2 separate regions of the Homo sapiens genome follow, and region 1 is linked to region 2. A link is an interaction called in ENCODE POLR2A ChIA-PET data of the cell type or tissue named here. Cell type or tissue: GM12878. All regions are shown on one strand. Each heading gives the region's core, and the rest is flanking DNA. Links, peaks and the distances in the headings are about the cores only. Region 1 holds the start of LOC124902856 (a long non-coding RNA gene). Region 2 overlaps ERC1 (ELKS/RAB6-interacting/CAST family member 1).

The links. ChIA-PET counts read pairs that join two places held together with the same protein. Peaks named below come from ENCODE experiments on the same cell type or tissue, not always from the same donor. Only the 100,000 strongest peaks of a DNase experiment are listed, where the experiment ranks them.
Region 1: POLR2A ChIA-PET joins it to region 2 with 11 read pairs; 2 of 35 experiments call an interaction of 5 or more read pairs at or near these places.

What each region holds. Positions count from the first base shown.
Region 1 is chr12:1,434,963-1,451,123 of GRCh38, forward strand. ERC1 (ELKS/RAB6-interacting/CAST family member 1) reads left to right here. Exons shown (of 19, transcript NM_178040.4): 18 at 9,600-9,788. LOC124902856 (a long non-coding RNA gene) reads left to right here and starts at 10,241. Exons shown (of 2, transcript XR_007063156.1): 1 at 10,241-11,704; 2 at 13,330-16,161. RefSeq lists enhancers at 7,129-7,628, 10,768-11,269. In GM12878, for the core only: no CTCF peak of the experiment used is centred there; no DNase peak of the experiment used is centred there.
Region 2 is chr12:1,040,322-1,053,301 of GRCh38, forward strand. All of the region lies in intron 2 of ERC1 (ELKS/RAB6-interacting/CAST family member 1), which reads left to right. Among named protein-coding and RNA genes, the nearest start is that of ERC1, 56 kb to the left of the region's middle. In GM12878, for the core only: no CTCF peak of the experiment used is centred there; no DNase peak of the experiment used is centred there.

The DNA.
Region 1 (16,161 bases), core at 5,970-13,969, 400 kb after region 2:
TCAATCACTGCATGGGAGGTTTTATTCTCAAATAAAGGAAGTTGGTAGAGAAAGCCGTCTTCCTCATGTTTGTTTTTCCCAAATCTTTTTTTCCACCCAAAGTCTGGATTACTCCCAAGGTGAGAGGGTTGATGTCTGGAAATTGTTAATCCATGGGATCTATTCATGGTATATAAAATTTTCAGAAAGAATTTGCCTTTTAAATATGATTTCCTGATTGACTATAGCAAACATAAATCCAGGAAGTACAACTCTGTCAGAGCAGCCAGGATCCTTCTTAGCTTCTCAGATGTATGAGATTTTTTAGTGCGTGTGTGGAGTGGAAGTAAAGATTCTTCCCGTGGGCAGGTCAGAAGGAGAGAGGGGAGTTAGGAGAAGAAAGGAAGAGAATAATAGGACATAGAAACAAACCAAAGCTGCTAGGGTCGGGGAGGCAGGTATATACCCCTGGCTTTCCTGGAATTAGCTGCTGTCCCCCTGAAAAACCAGCTTTATTTTAGTTTATAGTACTGAGAGGAAGAAGCTAGGGAGGCACCCTTTTAGTGCCTTCTGTCCTGGTACTGTTTTCATTCTTGAAGTGCTCTTTTATGATATACAGAAACATTTCCTCATCCTCTTGGTGATACAAAGTTCTTGGGCCACTATTTTCAGAGAAAACTAAGCTGTACTAAGCTGGAAATATTGGCTGAGGGCCATTTTGCTCAGATCTCTCCTCCCATCTGGACTTCGTGCCCCCGTGCATTCTTAAACACCAAATCACAACCATTTCTCACCTGCTGAAGTGAGAAACAGTTTTCTGGCTGTTTCCGATGTTAGCATTAAAGATCAGATTTCTGTATGTGACTTGCCTTTCTCCAATGGAAAGGTGCCCATTTCTGATATTTACACACAGCTACAGATATATTTATAGTTTCTCTTGGATTTCGGGTAATAGCTAACTCTTCTTCCCTGCCACCTGTACCCTCTCAGGCCATGTTCTTATTAAGCACTCTAATGAGAAGCTACGTCTACCACAGGCTCTAGACACATGATGAGACCCTCAGTGGCTATAGCCTAGCTGTGAGCACTCAGCAGTAGACTTATATCTGCATAGTCTGTTGTGTTTGGTTTGACGCTAGAGTTCAAATAATAAGGTGACTAACTGCAAACTGCCTCTGCCTGCTCCCCCAGCCCTTCCATGTACAGACAGACGGACACACACACACACACACACACACACGTGCACGCACGCCCTCTTATCCTGACCTTGAAATAGCTACCACTCACAGAAGAGTCTCCTCCAGAGACTGGCCTGTCTTTGGGAGCCTTTGTACAGATAAACTATCAAATCTCATAGTGACTAGACAGTCATACTTGGCTCTTTTTTGTAGTCCTATGGACTGAGAAGGAGCCGGTAAATGTGTTCCTCTTCAGTTCAGGTCACATCTTTGACATGTTCACATCTTTATTATGTTGTTCCTTGTTTGTTGAGATGCTATCAAGGTCAGGAGGTCCCTTTTGTTGACCCTGGGTAACTCCGCTTGCCTTTCCCCTCCACTCCCAATGCCATAGGTGAGAAAGGAGAAGATAAAATGTGATTATGAGGTTATTATACTCTTTTGCCCCCTAGGCAACAAGCGTATTGTTGTTTTTCAGATCCATCCGTCTAGCAGACATGTGATAATGCCAAAAGGTGGTGTCGTGCTTGACTGCAGCAGTTACAGCACGTGAGGCACCAGGCCTCAGAGGGTCAGAAGAGAGTGTGAGTTATCAATTTCAATGTTTATGTGTTCACACGGGCATGCAGGGAGTTAAAAGCCACCATTTTTCCCTGTGACCAACTGCCCGCCTAGCTTTTCCTTTGAAATCCAGCGTCAGTCCTTGTAGGGCTGGCCTGCTCAAAAAGTATGACTGTCTCTTCTCCCTCTTTTGCCTCATGTTTCTTCCACATGCCTAGATTTTTGCCCCTAATGTCTCATTCATAAATCTGTAGCCCTGGAACTGTACTGTACAGTAGGGAAGCCATTCAGATATATATATATATATGTACTTATACTTAACTCTTCCATTTTTCACTAAAACACAATGAGTGATTTGTGTGGGGAGCCAAGCCTCAAGCCAAGAACTGAATTCAAAGTGTTTTCTCGTCTTTGTTAACTCTTAACAGCAAGAAAGAATTTTGGAACACATTTCTGCTCCTGGAATTTCTGAGTGCAGCAGTAAGTGGCTTTCTGAGTGGCTTTCTTGACTTCTTGATTCTGGTTATCTCATCGACTTTCAGCAGCCATCCTTTCAGGGCGCATACTGTATGTACCCTTGATTGGCTGGCCTGTAATAATAGCTTCTGTGCCTCCTAGTAGCATTCTCTTCACTTTTCACCCCATTTCTATGTGCTGTCCTCATCTGTATATACATGTTCACCCACCTGGTGGTGAATGACCTGGTTTTAATGTATCTTACAAATTTCCGAGTACTAAAGCAAGTATAGAGATGCCTACAGTCTTGACATCCTTTTGTAGCACATGGAGAGACACATAGATATGCTCAGCCAGAGATGTCCTTCCCTTACTAGTAGGCAAGCCCCTAACAGTCTGTTCCCTATGCACTCCCTTAGATTTCGTTTGAGTAGCATTTTTTATAATGCATAAGGTAAAAGAGATGTTAACTGAATGAAGATTGAATAGGCAGAATGCAGTTAGCAGCTCTGTAGTTGAGATTTCAAGATTTATTTTATTCTGAACGCTGTTCCATATCTCCTTACAGCTTTGAGGACATAATGTTTTCTCTTCATACCTGAATCCAGAAATAAAGGATGTTTTGTTTTGTTTTGTTTGCTAGAGTGGTAATGCATCCTTAAAGAAAAATTGGCAACAGATTTGTGAGCTGTAAAACTAAGAAGAAATGATCATTTGTTATTTTCAAAAATGATTCTCATGTTTCTTTGCATTTCAAAACCTATAGTCTTTTGTGGTTTTCATAGGCACATTTACACTTTGACAGACCATAAAACCCTTTCAATCTGAAACCTTTGGAGAGAGTTTCTACTTTTAGAACCAGATATTTCTATTAGTAGTGAGATTTCTGATTAACGTTTATTCATCTCAGTGACTAGTGGTCCCTGGACCTGAACTCCTAGTGGTAACTGAATTATATGATTTTGTGAACTCCATTCTTTCACAAAATAGCTGTGTTTAAATAAGAACATAACACATTGCTCCAAACCTTTGTGACAAGGCTTGACACACTATCCTTCATTTTCCTGACCCTGAAGTACATTATTGACTAAGAAGATATCTTAGTTATTGAGGGTAAAGACTTTGAGGCAGAATTAATGAATTTTATTTTCTCGCATCTTTTACTTTTCAGAGTTTAGCTCTCCGCTGGGGCCTCTGGATAAGAATGCCATTCTAAGATGATAATATTTATGGAAAGTTAATCTGTTATTCTGGGATTTTCTTAATGTAGTCTATGTTGAGAGACAGCAGTACAATGACAGTCCAATAAGAAATCAAAACTACCACTAACATTTATGCAGTTAATATATGGACAGTTGAACCTGCCTCTGAAGACTTCAGCAGGTAAAAAGAACAAAAAGATTTTGTAGCCACTTCAGGGCTCTGAGCTAGCCACAGAAGAATCGTAGTAGATATAAAAATAATTTGCCAGGAAGACAATAAGTCATCAATAAATGTTAGCTTTAAAAAAATGGCATCTTTCGGGCTGGGTGCAGTGGCTCAGGCCTGTTATCCTAGCACTTTGGGAAGCTGAGACAGGAGGATCACATGAGCCCAGGAGTTAAAGACCAGCCTAGGCAATATTGTGAGACCCTTTCTCTACAATAAATTTAAAAAATTAGCCGGGTATGGTGGTGCATGCCTATAGTCCCAGCTACTTTGGGGGCTAAGGTAGGAGAATCGCTGAGCCCAGGTGGCTGAGGCTTCAGTGAGCTGTGATTGCATCACTGCACTCCAGTCTGGGTGACAAAGCGAGACCTTGTCTCAATTTAAAAAAAAATATATATATATATATAAAAAATGACATCTTTCAACGGACAAAAGATTAGTACCCCATGAGAAAATACCTTAAGCCCCAAATAATATTCAGTACCTGTTCATCTAGGCTTTATGAGGAGGCTGTGTTATGCCTCTCGGAATGGTTCTTAGAGTAACTATCTGGCACAGAGGCAGTAGAGTGGGAAGAGAAGAGCCTACTGGACAGACGCTTCACTCTGCACATTTCTTCCAGGTATTGAAGTCACATGGCCCAAGAAAGTGTGTTTGGATCTCATAGATGAGTGAGTTGCAGAAGTGGAATGCTGTAGAATCTTCTGTTACTATTTGTATTGAATGATACAGGAACAACTTACCTGTCTTCCTAAAGACCATCAGTTATCCAACCTCACTGAAGTGGAAACTAGGTTAAAACAAACACCTTTGGAAGATTACTGGTCTTGTCACTATGCCATGAAATGCTGGCCTCTGAAGCCTGTTTGAGAATCTAATACATAAACAAATAAATTCTTACAAGAAGAAACAAAGCTCTTAGTACTTAACCAAAAATGTCTCATCCCTTTTTATAATTTAAATTTCCTCAACAATTTTGTAAATGTAGCATTGGGGCCATAATGACGTTTTGGCATCATATTTGGTACAAGCAAATATCATGACGAGTTCATTTTTTAACTTCTTTTTTCCTAGTGCAGAAAAGTATATTTAAGTACAGTTCATTATAGCTGTACAACCAATTTGGCCTGACCACATATCTGATGATTTTTAGTAGGACCCCTTGCCAATGTATTGAGGTCGCATGTGGAAAAAAGTTATAACTTACGGGTCCTGTAAGGCATTCTCTTTCTACTTGGCAAATGTCCCTCTTCCCTCTTGAGATTAGGCAGTGGCAGTTCTACCTTGTGGGAAACACAGTTTCTTTTCTAAGTGGACTGCTCAAATTAGATAGGGAGAAAAGGGAAGAGATAAGGGCATTTCCCACATGATTGACATGGTTCATGTGTTCCGAGAGGCTTAAGTAGTTTTTTTACAGATAGATTTGGGGACTATACTAGTTGGGCAGTTTCATATGCTTTCACAATGATACATATTTTGGGAGTATTTGTGGTATTTTGATACCTCTATACAATGTAAATGATCAAATCAGAGTAATCCATCACTTCAAACATTTATCTTTTCTTTGTAAAATGAGTTTTTATCCCGGATAAACAATTTAGAATTTCATTCTTTTTTAAGTTTTCTTTCTTTCTCTTTTTTTTTTTTTTTTTTTCCTTGAGACAGAGTCTTGCTCTGTCGCCCAGGCTGGAGTGCAGTGGTGCCATCTCGGCTCACTGCAAGCTCCGCCTCCTGGGTTCACGCCATTCTCCTGCCTCAGCCTCCCGAGTAGCTGGGACTACAGACGCCCGCCACCACGCCCGGCTAATTTTTTTTGTATTTTTAGTAGAGACGGGGTTTCACCGTGTTAGCCAGGATGGTCTCGATCTCCTGACCTCGTGATCTGCCCTCCTTGGCCTCCCAAAGTGCTGCGATTACAGGTGTGAGCCACCGCGCCCGGCCTTTTTTTTTTTTTTTTAATAGAGACAGAGTCTTGCTATGTTGCTCAGGCTGGTCTCAAACTCCTGGCCTTAAGCAATCCCCCTGCCTCAGCCTTTTGTGTGTGTGTGTGTGTGTGTGTGTGTGTGTGTGTGTGTGTGTGTGTGTGTGTGTGTGTGTGTGTGTGATGGAGTCTCACTCTGTCGCCCAGGCTGGAGTGCAGTGGTGTGATCTCAGCTCACTGCAACCTCCACCTCCCAGGTTCAAGCAATTCTTAATGCCTCAGCCTACTGAGTAGCTGAGACTACAGGTGCGCACCACACCCAGCTACTTTTCATATTTTTAGTAGAGACAAGGTTTCACTGTGTTGGCCAGACTGCTCTCGAACTCCTGTCCCCAAGTGATCCACCCACCTTGCCCTCCCAAAGTGCTGGAATTACAGGCATGAGCCACCACACCTGACCTCAGCCTTATTTTTTAAGTTTTCGATTGGACTCTGAAATTTTTCAGAATACCAGATGCCATCATGTTTATTTAATCAATTAGCCATCAGCATAAAATGCATTTAAATCTGTTTGAAAATTTTTTTTTTTTTTGAGACAGATCTTGCTGCAATGCCCAGCCTGGAGTGCAATGGTGCGATCTCGGCTCACTGCAACCTCCCCTTTTCAGGTTCAAGCAATTCTCCTGCCCCAGCCTCCCAAGTAGCTGGGATTACAGGCATGCGCCACCATGCCTGGCTGATTTTTGTATTTTTTTAGTAGAGATGGGGTTTCACCGTATTGGCCAGGCTGGTCTCGAACTCCTGACCTTAAGTGATCTACCCGCCTCAGCCTCCCAAAGTGCTGGGATTACAGGCATGAGCCACCGTGCCCGGCTGAAATTGATTGTTTATTAAGAATAAGGATCTAAAAAGTCAGCATCCGCAGTCATAGTGGTTGTAGGAGTGAGCTAATAATATCTTTTTAAATTCTGTTTTACTATAAGGAATTTGACCTTCTCAATATGACCATTTATCACATTGCCCCCTTTCTTCGTGGTCATACTTTTTTCTGCCAGTTTTGTCAGTCAAAAGTAATTACCTAAGATAAGCAGCTCTTTCAGCCTTTGCAGCCCAGATGTGGCATTTGTGATGGCAGCTCTATACCCACAAACATGCGCGTGTGCACCAAAAGAATGGGAATAAATTGCACAAATCCAGTGAAAATCCCAAAGGTGATTTTTTTAAATCAATGTATTCATGAAAGAAGATAGAGAAAACCAAGCTTTTAAAAAATGAGGAATGAAATAGGGATATGTTACTTGGCATCATGGGGGTGTAGTAACAGAACCGTGATGAGACGGTTTCGTCATTGGCGCACAGAGTGTGCTTGCATTTAAAGTAATTTTACCTTTGAAGACTGCACCTGGAATCCTTTGTAAATTTTCCACAATGAGTATACTTTTTGTTGTTGTTGTTGTTTTGAGACAGAGTCTCACTCTGTCGCCCTGGCTGGAGTGCAGTGGTGTGATCTCTGCTCACTGCAGCCTCCGCTTCCCGGGTTCAAGCGATTCTCCGGCCTCAGCCTCCCACATAGCTGGGATTACAGGCGCACGCCACCATGCCCGACTAATTTTTGTATTTTTAGTAGAGACAGGGTTTCACCATGTTGGCCAGGCTGCTCTCAAAATCCTGACCTCACGTCATCTGCCCACCTTGGCCTCCCAAAGTGCTGAGTTTACAGGCATGATCCACCATGCCCGACCACAAGTATACATGTATGCCCAGAAATAAAATACAATATTTTTGAAAAGTTGGTATTGTTTGCAAAAAACTATCCAGCTCCCCCACTCTAAATTCTCTACTTGATTGAAACACTGTCTTCCTTCTGTGACTGGCTGTGTTGACATGCCTGTCATAGGTAGGAAATTCCAGCCCAGAACTGGTACCGTAAACCTGCTGATTAGGAGTCTCTTACAGAGCCCAGCAGCCTTCCACAGCAGAACTTTGGTGTTTATCGTTTATCCTTAGAGAGAGAGAGAGAATTTTAAAAACAAAAGTAATGCTAAATTGATTAATTTTCTCTGGTTTGTCTAGCCAGGCTCCAGCTTCTGTGTAATATACTGTATAGGCCTAAACTGAACTCTGATCTTTTTAGCAAGCTGAAGATTGTTTTAGCCACTAAGCCCTTGCTCTTTATTCTCTTTTAATTATTTCCTGGAAATAGTATTAGAAACAAAGGAAATGTGCTATATGTATTATGCAGCCATGAAAAACATAGTTTCGGTCATATATAATGTAGTGAACAGTACTGACAATATAATGTTAAATAGATAATGTATCAAGCAAAATGTGAGGTGTGATACTGTTAGAAGCTGATTTATATAAATTTATTAAAAGACTTGGCAGGAAAATTTCCAAAATGTTACAAATGATTACTTCTTTTTTATTTTTTTTTATTTTTTTGAGACAGTCTCGCTCTATCGCTCAGGCTGGAGTGCAGTGGTGTGATCTCGGCTCACTGCAAGCTCCACCTCCCGGGTTCACACCATTCTCCTGCCTCTGCCTCCCGAGTAGCTGGGACTACAGGCACCCGCCCAGTTAATTTTTTGTATTTTTAGTGGAAACGGGGTTTCACCATGTTAGCCAGGATGGTCTCGATCTCCTGATCTCATGATCTGCCCTCCTCAGCCTCCCAAAGTGCTGGTATTACAGGCGTGAGCCACCACACCCGGCCAAATAATTACTTCTTGATGGAAGTGTATGCAAAAGTCTTATTTCCTTTATATTTTTCTTTTTTCCCCCAATTTTTTGGAGTAAAATATATATTGTTTTCATAATAAAAACATAAAACTTTATTTCTTAAAAAAACTCTTGTTGAAAAAGAAATAAAGGAACGTGGCAGGAGCAGTCCTCTGAGGGGGTCCAAGGAGGAATCAGTGTTACTGTGGAAAGTAATACCAGGCCTTGCTTCTGTTGACTTGAAGATTATTGAGCTCCCAATTCATTAGTTAGGCCAGAGGTGTCCTGTTCATGAAAATTGCCAGGCCGGTGACATGCAACAGGTGCAGACCTGCTGTGTGAGCCCTGGGAACACACTGAGATCTGCCAGCGTTTTGGCGGTGCTTCGCAGTGCTCACAGCTGCTGTGTGTCAAGCAGGGGCTGCTCTAATGCTTCAGTGTTCTGTGATGGTGAGGTCTGGCCCCACTCTCTTCCTCAGCACTCCAGGCTTTGACCAGCTACCAAATACCTGGCCAGACTATTGTCACGAGAGCTGCCAAATGAAATCCTGGGGCAGGAGTCATCAGTCATTTAGTGTGCTTCCAGAAGGAATCAAAGGAGTAGCTGTTCAAGCAGGGGAAAGGAATGAGAAAAGAAAAAACGTAGAGCAAGTCTGTTACTTAAGAAAAACACAGAACCAATGTTACAACTAAGAATTTCAGAGTCCTTGGCTGTGAGTCAGGTGTTTGGTGTTATATAGGGATTTATCAGTCACTGGTTCAGAAGAATATCGGATAACCTCTGTGAAATAAATGAGAAGAGCATAAGCCAGGATGAGACAGAATTCGTAATGAGTTCCCTCATCACATCTCTTGGCCAAGAAAAACATGCACTTTCTCCAGAGGCAGAATTTTTCTTCCATTCTAGGAGGTGGAGGAACACTTGGAGTATATGTAGTCCAGGCTTTCAGATGAGCAGTTTCACTAGCAGTTTTTTGTAATCTACTCATAAATAAGTGAAAAGAGAAACTGTGAGGTAACTGGAGTCTTTCTGTATCAGGAATAGCATCTCTGTAAAAACAAGTTAGTCCTGTGCTTAATTCCTGCCTCGATACAGAGCTGTCCGTCTGGTGTGAATATATGAAGCCAGCGTTCTCTTCCTGTCTCCCAGAAGGGCGGCTGCGTGTGACAGCGTAAATGTGTGACAGTATGTGAAAATGTTTCTGTAATCCTGAAGATTTCAGTAGTGATTAGAAGAGCTTTAGTCTTTGGTCAATTTTCTTTGACTTGGAAAGCATAAAGAATATTTGAACCTCTCATTTCAGACTGACCTTGACTTTCCTCATTTTATTTTATTTTATTTTATTTTTTTGCCTTAGATCATCCAGCCCCTCTTAGAACTTGACCAAAATAGAAGTAAATTAAAGTTGTACATTGGACACCTGACAACCCTCTGCCATGACCGAGACCCCCTGATCCTCCGTGGACTCACTCCACCAGCTTCCTATAACTTGGACGATGACCAGGCGGCTTGGGAGAATGAGCTGCAGAAGATGACCCGGGGGCAGGTGAGCCTCTCACTCAAACTTTGAAAAGAGCCTGTGAAAATCCAGTTGCTGTGTAGGTTGATGCAGTGGGGGCTACCTTGGGGAATCCAGTTGCCGTGTAGTTGATGCAGTGGGGGCTACCTTGGGGAATCCCGTTGCTGTGTAGGTTCATGCAGTGGGAGCTACCTTGGGGAATTCCATGTTTAGATTCAAGATTTGGGGGGTGGGGAGGGGTTTCCAGATATAATTTTTAAACTGATTTTTAATTGATTTTTTACTGTTTTATTTTTTTAATTCACCAATTAAAAATGTATGTTTCTCATGTACAACATGTAATTTTGAAATATGTATACATTGTGGAATGGCTAAATAGAGCTAACATATACATTCCCTCACATACTTTCCATTTTTGTGTGTGTGTGGTGAAAACACTTTAAAATCTACTCTCAGCAATACATTATTATTAAGTATAGTCAGCATGTTGTACAGTAGATTTTTTTTTTTTTTTTTTTTTTTTTGAGATGAAGTCTTGCTCTGTTGCCCAGGCTGGAGTGCAATGGTATGATCTCAGCTCACTGCAACTTCCACCTCCCAGGTTCAAGCCATTCTCCTGCCTCAGCCTTCCGGGTAGCTGGGACTACAGGCGCGTGCCAACATGCCCGGCTAGTTTTTTGTGTTTTCAGTAGAGATGGGGTTTCACCAAGCTGGCGAGGCTGGTCTCGAACTCCTGACCTCAAGTGATCCTCCCACCTTGGCCTCCCAAGGTGCTGGGATTACAGGCGTGATTCACCGCGCCCGGCCAGTTGTACGCTAGATCTCCTGAAGGTAATCCTCCTGTCTAGTTGATATTTTGTAACTTTCAGCAACATCTTTCCAGCCCCTGGTAACCACCATTTTCCTCTTCGATTCAAGTTTCTTGGCAATGAATAGTCTTGAACAGATATTTGGAATTACCTTTTGAAGGAAGTACGATTCTTGGCTCAGTGTAACTTACTCAAGTATCCGAAAGGGCTGATTTATAAGGGAGAAGGCTAAGGACGATCTGTTAACATTGCCATCGGTTATTCCATGAAGCGGTAGCCACTGAAGGAAAGTCTGAGTAGTTTAGGTTAATCCCATGTCTTAGACCATTCAGGTAGCTAAAACAAAGTAACACAGACAGGGTGGCTTATAAGCAGCAGACATTTATTGCTTTCTGTTCTGGAGGCTGGAAGTCCCAGATCAGGGCCCCAGCATGGTTGGTTTCTGGTTCCTTGTGTCCTGTCGCATGCTGCTGACCTCATGACCTAATCACCTCCCAAAGGCCCACCTCCTAATACCATCACGTTGGGGGTTGGGATTTCACCATATGAATTGAGGGGAGGAGGGTAAACATTCCATCTATAGTACTCCCTAGACGACATTTTCTGTTTACTGTCACTTGTAAAAATCCAGTGATTCTCTTTTTTACATGTTGTGATTTTTAATGCAGTAAAAGACAGGGTAAGGCTAGCCTGGAGACAAAAAATCAGGAATAAAAGAAACAGAAGACAGGATGAGAACAGGCATACAGTACAGACATGGAAAGTGAAGGAAAGAAAAAGTGAATAAACATTGAGACATAGAAACAGAAAAAGAGAAAAATAGGTCAGTTTTTGAAATATTAACTTAAAGCTCCTTTTGCTCCTAGTTTACTGATAGAAGTCAGTGATATTCCTTACCCCCTATAGATTCAATCATACCAACAGAAGGCTAAAGAAAGGCACAGGTGGTGTAAACTTACTAAAACTCTTCATCAGAACTTTGAAGCTACTTACTATTTCTAGCTAAATACTTTCTATTTCTTAAATATTGTTTGTTTACTCGTGTGTGAAGGTAAATTGTATTTAATACAGAACTTCCTGTGGTGTGATATTAAAGATGACAGTGAAAACCCGCAAGTCAAGAAATGCAAACTGGTGAGCCTTAGAGCTGTACTTACTTTCCCGTGATGTGGATGTTGCCTAATAATACACGGACATATTTCACAGCCTAACTAGTTACCCATCATTTATTTGATGTGTGAAGACAAGGCCAACTTCTCAAATTTAGCGTGTTGACATAGGAATTTTAATCTCTTTCTTTCTTGAAAGAGGAAAAAAATGTAACGAACAGTATTAAATTCAGCGAGGTGCTGTGGCTCACACCTGTAGTCCCAGCTACTCAGGAGGCTGAGGCAGGAGGATTGCTTGAGCCCAGGAGTTCAAGGTTACAGTAAGCTATGATTGTGCCACTGTGCTCCAGCCTGGGTGGTGACAAAGTGAGACCCTGTCTCTAAAACGAAAAAAAAAAAAAGGACAGTATTAAATTCAATTCCTAATAGCTCTTTTTGATATTGATAACCATATACTAAAAATGTAATGGAAATAAATACATACACAACTACAGTGCAACCAAAAGCCCATTGGAAACAAGGCACATGGCTATTCATTTTAGAGACTTTTGCTTCAGAATTTTGCAGAAAAACGATGCTTCTTAAAAGCAGTGCTACTGGGCACAGTGGCTCCCACCTGTAATCCCGGCATTTTGGGAGGCTGAGGTGGGAGAATCCCTTGAGCCCAGGAGTTCAAAACCAGCCTGGGCAACATAGAGAGACCTCGTCTTTAAAAATAATTAAAATTATCCAGACATGGTGTCACACGCCTGTAGTCCCAGCTGCTCAGGTAGTTAAGGTGGGAGGATGGCTTGATCCCGGGCAGTCGTGGCTACAATGAGCTGAGATCGTGCCACTGTACTCCAGCCTGGGTGGCAGAGTGAGACCCCGTCTCAAAAACAAACAAACAGCAACAACAACAACAAAAAAAAAAAAACCCAGTGCTTATTAATGTATTAAAGTTTAACTGGCATTAAATTATTCCTTTGTAAAACAGTTTGTCTTTGTTTTGTTTTTGTTTTTGTTTTTGTTTTTGTTTTTGTTTTGGAGACAGAGTCTCGCTCTGTCACCCAGGCTGGAGTGCAGTGGCACGATCTCAGCTCACTGCAAGCTCCACCTCTCAGGTTCAAGCAATTCTCGTGCCTCAGCCTCCCGAACAGTTGGAACTACAGGCGCGCGCCACCGTGCCCAGCTGATTTTTTGTATTTTAGTAGAGATGGGGTTTCACCATGTTGCCCAGTCTGGTCTCGAACTCCTGAGCTCAGGCAGACGGCCTGCCTTGGCCTCCCAAAGTGCTAGGATTACAGGAATGAGTGACCATGCCTGCCCAGCTTGTCTTTGAAATGGAAAAGATATTTTTGCTCAGTCCTGTATTTTCAATATGCCTAGATGGACTTAACTCAGTCTTACCAAGGGGAAAAAAAAATCTTCAGAGTGATACCAAGATAGAAAATTTCAAACTGATTTTTCAGCAAGTTTTGAGTGAATGAAACCTGATTAATAGACTTCCCATTGCAGATTGTGTTACAGTCAAGCTACTGCACTCATCCAAACAATTGTGCTCACACACATGACTTCCGTTAATATTGTCATGTTTCCCTTTAATTGAGAATGTACTTCAGTTACTGAAGTTACTGTTTGAGGTGTGTGAAATTGTATTCTCCCCAACAGTCCCTGCGAAACGAGAGACCTGGGTCATCTACAGAGGAATACAGTAACTAACAACCCCTACTATAAGCTTCTTCATAGCTTCTAAAGGTTGGTGGAGAAACCAACCCATTTCGTGCTTCCTTACCCCAAGTAAGAATTTAAGGAAGTAATGTAGGCTGTCTAACAATACAAAATGACTTGCCTATGAAAGTATTGTGATCAGAGTTTGACTTCAGCTTTAACGGCCAAGAAACAGAAGATGTGAGTCACTGCCAAATATGCATATTGGTTTATTTTGTGTGCGTGTTTTGTTTATAGTTTTGTAGTTTTGTTTTTGTGATGCAGAGCCTTCTGCTCCTGACATTTGCATTTTTCACCTCATATCTCCAATGCATTTCACTGCCACCATGCTGCCACCAACACCACCGCCATGAGGACAGGACAAGAACTTTGTCTTTTTCAATGCTAGGGCAGTGCAGAAGGGAAATGCAGGGTCAGAGCCCCTACACAGTCCCCACTGGGGCACTGCCTAGTGGAGCTCTGAGAAGAAGGCCACCATCCTCCAGACCCCAGAACAGTAGATCCACCGCTGGTTTGCACCTTGCGCCGGGAAAAGCTGTAGGCACTCAGTTGTCAGCCCATGAAAGCAGCTGGAAGGGGCCTGTGCCCTGCAGAGCCACAGGGGCAGAGCTGCCCACGGCCCTGAGAGCCCACCTCTTGCATCAGCGTGACCTGGATGTGAGACGTGGAGTTAAAGGAGATCATTCTGGAACTTTAAGGTTTAATGACTGCCCTATTGGATTTCAGACTTGCCTGGGGCCTGTAGTCTCTTCGTTTTGGCCAATTTCTCCCATTTGGAGTAGGTGTATTTACCCAATGCCTGTACCCTCATTGTATCTAGGAAGTAACTAACTTGCTTTTGATTTTACAGGCTTATAGGCAGAAGGGACTTGCCTCGCCTTATATGAGACTTTGGACTTGGACTTTTGGGTTAATGCTGGGGGCCTGTTGGGAAGGCATGATTGTGTTTTGAAATGTGAGGACATGAGATTTGGGAGGGGCCGGGGCAGAATGGTATGGTTTGGCTGTGTCCCCACCCAAATCTCATCTTAAATTGTAGTTCCCATCATCCCCACGTGTCATGGGAGGCACCCAGTGGGAGGTAATAGAATCATGGAGGTTGTTACCCACCATGCTGTTCTCATGATAGTGGGTGGCTTCTCATGAGATTTGATGGCTTTATAAGGGTCCTTTCCGCCTTTGCCTGGCACTTCTGTCTCCTGCCACCATGATTGTAAGTTTCCTGAGGCCTCCCCAGCCATGCAGAAGTGTGAGTCAATTAAACCTCTTTAATAATTACCCAGTCTCGGGTATTTCTTCATAGCAGCGTGAGAATGGGCTGACACACTATGTCTTTCTATTTAAGGTGGGTTTCTTGTAGAGAACATATATCAAATCAGTAATTGTCTTCTGATTGAAGTGTTTAGAATATTTGCACCTGATATAATTATTGACACAGTAAAGTTAAACCTATCATCTTTATATTTATTTGTTTCATCTATTTTTTTCCTCTGTTTTTGTTTTCTTTTAAAGTAATTTTTTTTTGTTATTTTATTTTATTTCCACTAGTGGCTTAAAGCTCAACTCCCCACCCCTTTTAAGTGATTACTCTGTGGTTTACAGTGTACAGTTTTACCTTATCATAGTCAAATTTTGAAAATATAGTATACCACTTCAGGTATAGTATTGGAATCTGCCAATAGTATACTTCTATTTCCTTTGTCTCAAACTTTATGCTATCATTGGCATACATTTTATTCCTCCATATATTATAAAAGCCATAGTACATTGTTACTGTTTTTGCTTTAAATCAGTTATCTTTTTTTATTGTTTATTGTGCTAAAACATACACAACATAAATTTTACCATCTTAAAAATTTTTACGTGCACAGTTCAGTGTTATATTCATAACGTAAACTATCACCACCATCTATCTCTGTAGCTCTTTTCATCTTGCAGAACTGAAACGCCATACCTGTTAAACAGTAACTCCCCATTCTCCCTTGCCCCATATTCCATCTGCCTTCTGATTTTACTCCTGTAAGGGTTTCGTATAAATGGAATCAGGCAGTATTTGTCGTTTTGTGACTGACGTATTTCATGTAGCAAGGTTCGTCTGTGTTGCACCTTGTTTAAGGAAATGCTGTGTCAGAATTTCGTTCCTTTTTAAGGCTACTGTTTTATATACCACATTTTCCTTATTCATTCCTCCATTGATGAACACTCGGGTTGCTTCCACATTTTAGCTCTCATGAATAGTGCTACCGTGAACACGGGTGTATAAATACCTTTTCGAGACTGTGCTTTCCGTTCTTTTGGTATAAAATCAAAAGAAGAGAAATTGCTGGACTATGAGTTAACCCTATTTTCAATTTTTTGAGGAACCACCGTACTGTTTTCCACAGCGGCTGTACCAACTGACATTCCCACCAGCGGTACACAAGCGTTCCAGTTTCTCCATATCCCGGCCAACACTTGTTATTTTGTAGTCTTTCGTGTGTTTTTTAAATAGTAGCCACCCTAATGGGTGTAAGGTGGCATCACATAGTTTTGATTTGCATTTCCCTAATGATTCATGATGTTGAGCATCTCTTCATGTGCTTATTGGCCATTTCTGTTTTTTCTTTGGAGAAATATCTATTCAAGTTCTCAGCCTATTTTTAAATCAGGTTTTCTGTTGTTGTTGTTACTGAGTTTTAGAAGTTCTCTACATAGTTAGATAGTTATCCCTAATCAGATATACGATTTGCAAATATTTTCTCCCGTTCTGTGGTTATCTTCTCACTGTTACTG
Region 2 (12,980 bases), core at 4,785-12,784:
TTCTTTTTTTTTTTTTTTGAGACGGAGTCTCGCTCTGTCAACCAGGCTGGAGTGCAGTGGCGCAATACTCCGCCTCCCGAGTTCATGTCATTCTCCTGCCTCAGCCTCCCGAGTAGCTGAGACTACAGGCACCCACCACCATGCCCGGCTAATTTTTTGTATTTTTAGTGGAGACGGGATTTCACCGTGTTAGCCGGGATGGTCTCCATCTCCTGACCTCGTGATCCGCCCACCTAGGCCTCCCAAAGTGCTGGGTTTACAGGCGTGAGCCACCGTGCCCGGCCTAAAAATACTCATTTTTCTTTCCAGATTTGGAAAGTTAGTCTTTAACGTAGATCTTTTCCTTTGATTTTTCCATATATTAACAATACTTACTGAACCCTTTCCCCCTTTATTTTGCCAGTCTTTTCTACGTAATAGGCTTTCCTTCCTAATACTGGATTGCAGTGACACTTGCTTAATTTCATATGTGGTGACTGTATAGGCCGAGAAAGTGAGATAGTTCAGCCTTAATGTACACAGTGTACCATCTCTTACCGGTGGCTGGTAGCTTATGTACTTTCAGAGAATGTGGTATGCAAAGATCTGTGTAGCTTTGAAGTCATCCTGAGATAACTGCTCTGATCTTAAATGATCCTCAGATACTTGAAGAGTCCTCTGTAGCAGTAATTCTTAAACTTGTTGGCCACAGGACCTCTGTATATTGTAAAAATTATTAAGGACCCCAAGCAGCTTTTGTTTATGTAGGTTATATCTACCAATATTTGTCATATTAGATACTAAAATAAAAAAATAATATTTATTAGTACATTTAGAAACAATAAACCTAATAAATGTTATCATAAGTAACGTTTTAAAATGAAAAACAGTTTTGCAAGTCTCTCTTTCTTTTTTTTTTTTTTTGAGACAGAGCCTTTGCACTGTTTCCTAGACTGGAGTGCAGTGGCATGATCTTGGCTCACTGCAGCCTCCGCCTCCCGGGTTCAAGTGATTCTCCTGCCTCAGCCTCCCAAGTAGGTGGGACTACAGGCATCTGCCACCATGCCTGGCTACTTTTGTATTTTTAGTAGAGACAGGGTTTTGCCATGTTGGCCAGGCTGGTCTGGAACTCCTGACCTCAGGTGATCCACCTGCCTCAGCCTCCCAAAGTGCTGGGATTACAGGCGTGAGCCACCGTACCCAGCCTAGTTTTGCATGTCTCTCTAAGGAAAGGAGGACTACAAATCTAAAGGCCTTATGTGGGTCTTCTGCCTCTTGTAAGAGGCTGCCACTAGAGTGCTCACTAGGTCACTCTTTAGCTGAGATCTCTGTTACTTGTTCAGTATTGTAATAAAATATTATGACCTGTGACATCAACATGGATTAACAAGTATCTGGCTTCTTGGTCAAGGGTTAGGAAGTTACACTGTTCTTTAGTAACAGTGAGCAATGGGAAAATGCTGTGAGTAATGGTGAGGAATGGTAACTTTGTTGATTTGTTGTTGATAGCATGTATTTCTTGACCCTTAGAGAGGTTCTTTGGGTGGGCTGTCTTAAGGAAGCCCTTATATTGTAGTTGGCTAACCAACAGGCCTGCGCCATCACACCCAGCTAATTTTTGTATTTTTAGTAGAGACGGGGTGTTGCCATGGTGGCCAGGCTGGTCTCAATCTCCAGACCTCAGATGATCCACCCGCCTTGGCCTCCCAAAGTGCTGGCATTACAGGTGTGAGCCACTGCATCTGGCCTACCAGTACTAGAGTCTGGCTCTGTTGCCCAGGCTGGAGTGTGCAGTGGTGTGATCTCCGCTCATTGCACGCTCCGCTTCCCAGGTTCACGCCATTCTCCTGCCTCAGCCTCCCGAGTAGCTGGGACTACAGGCACCTACCACCGCGCCCAGCTATTTTTTTGTATTTTTAGTAGAGACGGGGTTTCACCGTGTTAGCTAGGATGGTCTTAACCTCCAGACCTGGTGATCTGCCCGCCTCAGCTTCCCGAAGTGCTGGGATTACAGATGTGAGCCATTGCGCCCGGCCTGTTTTTTTTTTTTTTTTTTCTTTTTTTGAAATGGAGTTTAGCTCTGTTGCCCAGATGGAGTGCAGTGACACGATCTTGGCTCACTGTAACCTCCACCTCCCGGGTTCAACCGGTTCTCTTGCTTCAGCCTCCAGAGTAGCTGGGATTACAGGCACCTGCCACTATGCTCACCTAATTTTGGAATTTTTAGTAGAGACAGGGTTTCACTATGCCAGGTCTCAAACTCCTGAACCCAAGTGATCCACCCACCTTGGCCTCCCAAAGTGCTGGGATTACAGGTGTGAGCCACCGCACTCGGCCTAGTATTTTTAATTTTTTTTTTTTTAAACCCAGTTGCATTGTATTTATGTGATAAACCTACAGCATTTGTTGTATTTCAAAGAAGCATTTTTGGGAACTAAGTTTGTTTTATAGGACTTAAAATTTGAAAAATTGGGAGAATACATTCAAAAAATGTTCTTTTGATTATCTTTCATGGATTTGATAGCCTGCATAATAAGTAATTTCTTCTTTTCACATGACTCCTCTTCCTGGGCATAGGAACTTAAAGTAGGTACTACATTCTTAGGAGAGAAGCATATTGTAATGAGTGTTTCCAGTCTTTCCTGTCTTGTAATTTTAGGAGGGTCTATTTCTTATTTTTCTATGAAAACATGTTATCTATGGTACAGAGTATCTTCTTTTTCTTTCTTTTTCTTTTCTTTTCTTTTCTTTTTTTTTTTTTTAGACAGAGCCTTGCTCTCTCGCCCAGGCTGGAGTGCAGTGGCGCGATCTTGGCTGATTGCAACCTTTGCCTCCCGGGTCTAAGCGATTCTCCTACCTCAGTCTCCCAAGTAGCAGGGACTACAGACGCCTGCTACCACGCCTGGCTAATTTTTGTATTTTTTAGTAGAGACAGGGTTTCACCATATTGGTCAGGCTGGTCTCGAACTCCTGACCTTGTGATCTGCCTGCCTTGGCCTCCCAAAGTGCTGAGATTACAGGCATGAGCCACTGCGCCCGGCCTGTACAGAGTATTTTCAAGAGATGAAGCAGGTAAAAGGTTATTTACTTAAATGGTAGCAGATAAATTTTTGGATTTCTCTTGGTATTTCTGATGAAAGATACTTATTTTAAAGGGATAGTGTATTGGGTCTCAATTGTTGGAAAGTTGTGGGAACACTGGCTGTTAGAATAACTGGGGGCAGAAGGTGTTTCTAGGATTTAGGGTGGAGAGGTCTTAAAGTTACCACATTCCCCTCACTGCTTAGGACAGGTCTGCATACTGAAAAGCTTTCCCTCATACCATATGATTTTCATATGTCTTGCTAGGAATTTGATAGGTGAAAAAAATCTGCTTATAGTCATTTGAGCCAAGATCCTATAACTAAATAAATGTGTGTAAGTGCATTAGCATTGTTTGACTGAGGACGAAGTTGATAGAAGATTATACTTCGTTTTGTTTGTAACTTTACCTAGAACTTTTGCCATTTTGGAAAAGCACTTCAACAGCAACATTGCATTGTTGCTAATGCTACTGTCTCTTTAGCTTCTGTTTGCATAGTCTTTTGGTGTAGTTGTGCCCTGGCATTTACATGTTAACATACATACTATTTTATTATAAATTCTTTCTTTTCATTTTTCCTTCATACAGCATTATATAATTTTTTTTTGAAACCGTATGTGGGAGTGGGCTTATTATCTGTGCATTTCAGGATAGTGAAGGGCATATTTACAAAATGTTTGTTATAAAATGGGAGAGTATTAAGTCTGATAAGCCTGAAATTCACTGGTGTCATAGATGGAACACTGAATCAGGAGAGCTGCATTCTAGTTCTGATCCTGGCTTTGCCAGGTGTGTAGCCATGGCAGTATTTAAGCGTTTTGAATGCCAGTTTCCTCATCTTTAAAACCCATAGAGTTGGACTAGGTGATCTTTAGAGTCTTTCTTCTGAAATTACTTGATTTTGTTTTTGTCAGTTATCCTAGTGGAATTCTCTAAGAGTCTGTTCACTTTGATCATAATGCCCAAATTCAAAACTGATTCATATGACCAAGTTGAGTGCTTCTGGGAAGGAGAAATACATGACTAATGAAGTTCTTTTCAAGGTAGATGGGAGAAAATCAGTGTTTACATCTAAAGGGCAAAGAGCCTTCATGTGAATTTCATCAGTTGACAAATGGGGATCATAATACTTGTATTGTTGTTGGAATATTTAAGTGAGATTAAAGAAGATAATATTTATAAATTATGGACAAGACTACCTGACATAATAGGTATGCAGATAAAAGTTGAATTAAAATTAAGTCAAACATTTCTTAAATACAAATACATTTTATAATATATTTTGAAGTATGAAATATACCTTTCATGATCTGCTACCAGAGGCAAACAGTAGCATGGGACCTATAAAATTTTTTTAGAAAGTGGGTCACAGTGGATAATAAGTTTCATTTGGATAACTAATCACTACCAGCCCAGCCTTAATATTCCTGTAGGAGTTATCAGGAACTTTGAGTAGAGTAATTAGCTCTCAGGATTTTCAGTTACAGTCATATTCATTATTTAACATTTTTATTTCCACAATGACTCATCCATGAATTATGGAGTGCTTTCCCAAAAGGAATGTAGTATTGCTGGAAATGAATTTTTTATTGCTCTATTTTCTTTCTTTGGTAAGGGGTTCCTTGTTGGTTAGTTGGGCCCAAAACTCTCCACAAATAATTTAAAATACGTGCTTTTGTATGAAGATGACTTAACAAGGCAGTGGAGATTTCTCTTGAATGGGCAACATAGAATGCTTAAATTTTCTTATTCTGCTTATTTTAAATTATTAATTTTTGTACTGTGGTCCTGTACTGTGCTTTTTAAATTCTTACATGATAAGTGTATGTCACTAAAAGGTATACTTTGCTCACAATTTCCCTATTATTTACTCCACTGACATTAAAATTGTAGCATTACATCTGAGGTTCCCTTTGGTTTTTATGTATCATTTGCTGTTGTATCCTTTAAAAAATAGTGTAATAGATTTGTCAGTGAAAATGATGTCTTACTGTGATGCTGTTATCAAAGGCATCTCTGAGTACCTATGATAGAGAACTAGTGAAGGGGTTAATATCTATTGTAGATATAGATGCTAATATATCTAGACTCTTATAGATGCTAGTAATTATTATAGAACATTTATAGATACCATCCTAGATGCTTTCATATACATTGCTTCTAATCCTTACTAACAGTTCTGTAGGTAAGCAATGTTGTCCTCATTTATAGGTGAGGAAATTGAAAATTAAGAGAGGAATTTGTTCAGGTTTCACATCTAGCAAGTGACAGATATTGGTCCGTCTGGCTACAAAGCCAAATGTCATTGTGTTTTTGACTAAGGACAAATGAATGAAGTGTACATACTAGTTTAAAATATTTATTGAAAAATTAATATTCAGTCATTTATTAAATGTAAAAGATGGCATTAAAATTCCTCTGTGTTTTGTTGGAGGAGGAAATACAAGAATAGGTGTATCATAGGATCCAAAGGCTCCTGAGAAGGGGTTAACATTGAGAGAAGGGGTAGAGAAAAGAGATAATAGGTGATCAGTTGAGAAGATGATAAATATAATTTGATTACTTTAAATAATCAGTCAACATCAGCAGGTGTAAATGACATACATCAGTACTTTTCTTGTTTTGATTAGGCAGGAAGCAGTAGAGTAATGATTCCCAGACTTGCATTTTGCACACTAGCAAAATAAAATATAAATAACAGAAAAAAAGTGGGGGAGACTGGCATAGGATTGTCAAATAAAAACAATTAAAAAGTGATACATGACTACATAGTATTACTGTTGTTTTATAAGGGGAAGGTCAATCTAACACCAAAGGAATTGTGCATCATTCCACAATAAGAGACAGTTCTTTCAAGAAAATACAGATTTTAACTTTGTAGTGACAGTTTTATTAAGGCAACTTGGTCATGGACTGGCTTTGAGAAACATTAGTTTATAATAGGGAACACCACATTATAGCCAAATCCTTCCTACAGGAGTTGTACATCCTATAAGCAAAGAATGGCTTTTACATTTTTAAATGATTAAAAAATTAATATATTGTGATATGTGAAAATTATATGAAATTCAAAATTCAGTGTGCATAAATAAAGTTTTATTGGGACACAGCTATGTTTATTTTTGTATTATATATGGCTGCTTTCACACCAGTGGTAGATAGAGTAGTTGTGATAGAGTCTATATGACTTACTAGACCTGAAATACAGTGTCTACTCTCTGGCCTTTTACAAAGTTTTTCAATACTTTGTTTGGATAACAGAGTAAATAATAATAGCTAACACTTGTGTAGTGTTTACTAAGAAACAGGCCCTGTTTTATGTGCTCTATGTTATTAACCATCATAACAATTTTATGAGGTAGGTACTGTTTATTGAAGTGGAAACTGAGGCTGAGAGTAAGTTGCCCAAGGTCACATGGCTGTTAGGTGGCAGAGGCAGCCTTCTGCCTAGATGGTGCCACTCCACGGTACATGCTTCATCACTGCACTTGGCTAGCAGAGAAGGAAATCAGAGACTTCAGGATGTGACGCACCCTTCACATTTGCCGTAGTTGTTTTAGGAAAAGAGGAAAGTAGCCTTATTCTATAGTTGCCTGAAGTGTTATCACTGAGTAGTTGAATGAAGAATTCAGCATTAATTACTTCATGATGCATGAACATTTGGTGTATTTTTATGTGACCCAGTGGATTTTCCCCAGAGGTCTGTTGATTGAAATGTCCTACTTATTGATGTCCTACTTATTGAACTTTTGAACAAATAAATCTGTTATTTCTGAACTATTGAGTTCATTTTTGGTATAATTAGAATAATAAATTACACTATTAACTTGGTGGAGGGTAACTGTTTCTCTATCATAAATATTTATCGTGTTGTTCTTAAGGAGCATAAGGCATAAGCCCCCCGTCATTGATTTAATTTAAAAATAAAACATTTATTGACACATACAGAAATATTTTAATTAAAAATTGTTAAATGGCTTTTTTAATGTCTATATATATTCTACCCCCCACCCCCCAAAAAAAGCCATTGTATGCCAAAGCCCGAAAGAAGAATTACATTACCAGTAGTTGGATTTTTGGCTGAATCTATTCAAGGGGAAATCACTATTTTCGTTTTAGAGATGGCTTTGGGTGGAGGAGGTAAGGTTTCAAGAACTGGTTGAATGAAAGAATATTGACAAGTAAGTGAATAAACTAGAATTAGTGTGACCACTTCTGATTTCTCAAATAATGTGTTTACAAACAGTGTTCCTACATTGTAATGGCAGTATAAAATGCTGATTTAAATAAATAGAAGTTTAGTGGCTACACTTTTTCTTAGTTAAACCTCACTATATTCTGGATTTAAAAATGACAGTAACTAATGTTAGTTTTGTGCTCCTCTGAAGGTTAGAAACCTGTTATATGTGTCTAAAACGGGTTTTAATGGGTTTAAGACCACAGAGAAGATAGGACTGACACTTTAGTAAGATTCTTTTTTTCAATCTATTTAATTGTTCTATGATTTTACCTTATTCAAGGTGATGGAGGGTGAATTAGGGTGGGTAAAGGGTAGGGGGAATTGAGACAGTGGTTAAGGTTGATTTTTGACTTGTAGTTCGCTTTCATCTTTAAATTGTGGAAGTCGCCTTCCTTTGTTCATTTTGAAGTTTTGGGCAAAATGTTCTCAGGCTAGATGCAGGTAATGCAGGTAACAGCGGCCAGCACTTCCCATACTAGAGGGCGTTGACTTTCTCAAAGTGTTGACTCGTTTGTGATGTTTTTGCATTTGTTTGGTTTCTGTTTGCTGCTATGTTGTTGCTCTTCCCAGTATGGGATAGGGTTATGGTATTAGTAGAATTACAGTGTTAGTGGTTTTTCTTCCTCTTCCCATTCCATCCATAACCTTGACACTCATAATTTTGAAACCTATCGTTCATTACAAGGGTTAAAATCTAAAATGTGACTGTGCAGGTTGAGATGGCATGTTACAGCTCCTGCCACCTCTTTTTCTTGTGACAGATGGCTTCCCCTCCTGGTTGTAATCCACTGCTGATTTTTTTCAAAGAGCGAATACCATGTGTTCCCCATTTTGGCTCTGGTTGTGTTCTGCCCACTCATTGGCTTCAGAGGATCTTGAAACAGGAGGTACTTGCTGCTGGCATTTATGGCAGGAAGTGGATACAATTGCGATACTTTGTGCCAAGTGTTCATTTATTAGAAAAATTGTGCTTCCTAAAATTAAACATTATTTCTCTGTCACATCAAGAGTAAAGCTAAATTTTATTACTTTTTAGAATATGCTTTTCCCTTAATGTTGTATTATAAAAATTTTTTGGTGGCAAATTTATTACAAAATAGATTTTTAAATCTGAATTTCACATACTCAAAGATTTATAGTCTGTGCAAGACATTGAATGAGTAGCTCTAATTGCACTAGTATAATATAATTACGAAAGGGATCTGTATCACAGAGACTTCTGATCACAGAAACAGTTGGAATTGTTTGTGATGTGTGGTATTGAACTTGTGATTGCATATGCTTTGTGGTACCTATAGACAGTAGTGTTTGTCTATTTTAACTCTCTTGCTTCGGATCTCCCCTTGAGTAGATTCAGCTAAATAAGTTATAAATTTCACCATCTTAGGCCTTCTTGAAAATTATAAGTATCTGAGACAGCTTAATTTCATAAAGCTACTGTGCATATTTGGAAGTATGGTGTTTGGTTTTTTAAAAAAACCTGGCAGGCCAGAGTAAGCAAATTGTTTTTTTATGTTTTTGTCAAGAAACACCCCAAGATAAATGTAAACAAATATTTGCGCATTACCGTCATTGATACTGGAATTTGACATTTCTGTCCTCAGAAGTCACTGTTCTGTCAGAGTCTGCTGTACTTGCCTGAGTGAATAGTGCAGGATTGGCAAAAACGTTGCCTGCTCATGGCAGATCATCTCTAAATCTCTCTTGACAACATCTCTAGCTGAACCCAGATCAGTGATTCTCAACCTTGGCTGCATATTGGTATCACTGAGAAACTTAAAAAACAAACAAACCAAAACCTGATGCCTGAGTCTCACCCAAACCCTCAGATAATTTGATTTGATTGGGCTTGGGGGTGGTCTTGCTGTGGAGATTTAAAAAATCTCCCCAGGTCATTCTAATGTGAAGTCAAGGTTGGTTGAGAACCACTGGCTACTACAAATGGATAAGAGTTGGTAGTGTGAACTGAAATGTATTTGCCATCCTCAGTCTAGTGAGGGGATTTTCTAACCATGCCACAATATATAAACAATTTGCAGTTTGAATGGATAGAGGTTGGTTATCATTGGAATTTGAAAGGACAAATGACAAGTAACATCGGATGATTTACCAGTGTTTTGTGATCTTTTTTTTTTTTTTTTTTTTTTAAGATGGAGTCTCACTCTTGTTGCCCAGGCTGGAGTGCAATGGTACGATCTCAGCTCACTGCAACCTCCACCTCCCGGGTTCAAGCGATTCTCCTGTCTCAGCCTCCTGATTTACAGGCATGTGCCACCATGCCCGGCTAATTTTGTATTTTTAGTAGAGACAGGGTTTTACCATGTTGGCCAGGCTGGTCTCAAACTCCTGACCTCAGGTGATCCGCCCGCCTCGGCCTCCCAAAGTGCTGGGATTACAGGCGTGAGCCACTGCGCCCGGCCAATGACATTTTAAAAGAATTGCCTTCAGAGGGTAGCTGGAAAAGCAAATGGATGTGGGACAAGAGGTTGTTCCACAACCTCCTGGGGTGGGGATACCCGTTCTGTGATGGCATTAAGGAGAACGAGAGGGCTGAGAAGAGAGCAAAATGATCAGCCCTGGATTTTGGGACTTGGCCAAAAAAGAAAGGATGGAACAGGACGTCAGGATAAGATCTAAGACTTGAAGCAGAAACTGTACTTCTTCCTGACCCAGGAGGTGTGAGACAGGGAAGTGGTGGTAGCAAACAGGATAGAATGAGAGGTTCCCTTTTACACCCAAACTTGTTCTTTGCTTAGTGGCAGAAGGCTCAATTTTTCTTTATTAGAGCATTTTCTTTATTACAGCACTATGAGCTTTACTATATGTGAATCACCTGTGAGCACTTGTTAAAATTTCTGGATCCCTCCCAAAGTTTCTGGTTTAGGACTGCTGGGGGAAGGCTCAGGAATCTGTATTTGTGAAGGTTAACTGAACCTTTTTTGTTTGCTTACCATCTATTCAGTGTTTTCCCTATTCTTTGTTCTATTTATTTAGTAATTTAAAAAATTGACTCATTTTAAAAAACTGAATCTTATTTTAAAATGAAACTGTCACTACTACACGTGGAAAACATTTGCCAAAAAATAAAAAATGAAAGTGTAAATACATAACTATTAAGAAAAAGGTCAGGCCGAGCACTTTGGGAGGCCGAGGCGGGTTGATCACGAGGTGAAGGAATCGAGACCATCCTGGCCAACATGGTGAAACCCCATCTCTACAAAAAAATGCAAAAATTAGCTGAGCGTGGTGGCGCGTTCCTGTAGTCCCAGCTACTAGAGAGGCTGAGGCAGGAGAATCGCTTGAACCCGGGAGGCGGAAGTTGCAGTGAGCCGAGATTGTGCCACTGCACTCCAGCCTGGCAACAGAGTGAGACTCAGTCTCAAAAAAAAAAGTCATATATGTACCACTCTGAAGATTATTTTTAATATCATTTTGGGAACTACTAGCGATTCTGATACAGATAGTTTTGTCATCATACTTGGAGAAATATTGAACTAGAGACAAAAAGTTTCACTTAGATTGCATGATTTTCAGCTACTGTTGCACACTTGGAATCTGGGGCATTTTTAAAATACTTTTGGTCAGCCCCCATCCCCCGATTTAATTGGTGTGGGCTACAACCTGGACATCAGGATTTTTAAAACACTCTCCTAAGGTAATCGTAATGTATATTCTGGGTTGAGGATTTAGAGGTTAAAAAGCATATAATGCAGTTAGACTAAGAAGCATAAATTCATGAATACTAAAATACACTTATCTCGGTATAATTAGAAATAAAGAAGACTGGCTGGGCATGGTGGCTCATGCCTGTAATCCCAGTGGTTTGGGAGGCCGAGGCAGGAGGATCACTTGAGGCGAGGAGTTTGAGACCAGCAAGGGCTACATAGCAAGGCCTCGTCTCTACCCCAAAAAAAAAAAAAAAAAAAAAAAAAGGGCAGAAGAAAAATTAGACAGGTACAGTGGTAGGTGCCTGCAAATCCCAGCTACTCAGGAGGCTAAGGTGGGAGGATTGCTGGAGTCCAGGAGGTTGAGGCTGCAGTGAGTCCTGATCCTGTCACTGCACTCCAGCCTGGGTGACAGAGCGAGACCCTGTCTCTTATAACAAGAATGAAAAACACCACAGTGACCACCTGGGGGATGTGGGCAGGGGGAGAGGAAAAGAAGGTGAATTAATAAAGCACTAAGGCACCGTGTCCTTATGATCGCCTCTGCTCCTGCCTGCTTCTCTTGTTTTCTGTTCTTGATGAATAGCGTGAATTAATAAAGCACTAAGGCACCGTGTCCTTATGATCGCCTCTGCTCCTGCCTGCTTCTCTTGTTTTCTGTTCTTGATGAATAGTGTGAATTAATAAAGCACTAAGGCACCGTGTCCTTATGATCGCCTCTGCTCCTGCCTGCTTCTCTTGTTTTCTGTTCTTGATGAATAGCAAGAGCTTTTAAATTGTCAGCTAGTCCCCAAACGTAAGTGTGCATCAGAATTAACTGGAGGGTTTGTTAAAACACAGATTGCTGGGACTCATCCTCAGAATTTCTGATCGAGTAGGTCTGGGGTGGGGCACAAGATTTAATTTCCCAGGTGATGCTTCTGCTGCTGGTCAGGGAACAACACTTGAAACACTCATCTAGTTAACCAAGCTGAAAACTTTAGGACATTAGCCTGACATTTATTGTCTCTGTGTATTTTATATATATCCAGTGAACTTTAAAAATAATTACGTAAACACAAACCTGTGTTTCCATCACCTAGAATTAGTAAATGTTAATGGGTGTGTGGATAAATATTAATTATGAATAAATATTGCCTTTTTGGTGATAATAAACCGCTGTGTTTTATTTCACACTTTTGAGTACAAGGAATAAAAAAATACAACTTTTCTGGGCTTGAGATAAGTGCTCTTTAGGTTAAGCTATAACACCGAAGAGAAAATAGTGCTCCATTAACTTGTTTCATCAGTCTTTTAGGCAACCAAATGAGAAAAGCAAAGAAAAACAGTACAGTCTAGATTGTATACTCCATCTGAGAAAAAACATTAAAAAGTATTACGTATCTGAAAATGAAATTGTCGGACAGGCGCGGTGGCTCATGCCTATAGTCCCAGCATTTTGGGAGGCGGAGGAGGGCGGATCACCTGAGGTCGGGAGTTCAAGATCAGCCTGGCCAACATGGTGAAACCCCGTCTCCACTAAAAATACAAAAATTAGCCGGACATGGTGGCAGGCGCCTGCAATCCCAGCTACTCAGGAGGCTGAGGCAGGAGAATTTCTTGAACCCAGGAGGTGGAGGTTGCCGTGAGCCAAGATGGTGCCGTTGCACTCCAGTCTGGGCAACAAGAGTGAAACTATGTCTCGAAAAAAAAAAAAATTGTCAGCTGCAATCATTTTATCCTGTTTTTCTGTTTGAATAGTTTATTTGAATAGTTCATGGAATTAATAAGTTGAATTTATTTCTATATCTAGAAACTTGGGAGGGGAAGGGTAAACTGTTATGTATGGTATAAAAAATTTAAAAGTGTTGTGAAAATACTATTTTCAATTCTAAAACGCTTGTTCAATTCTAAAATGACTTGTTTCCCCTATGCTTGATATAGATCAAGAGGGAAAAAGTATTAATGGGTATTATTTATTCAGCAAACATTGAGTTTACATTCAGGACTGTCAACTTGACTATGGAACAATTCA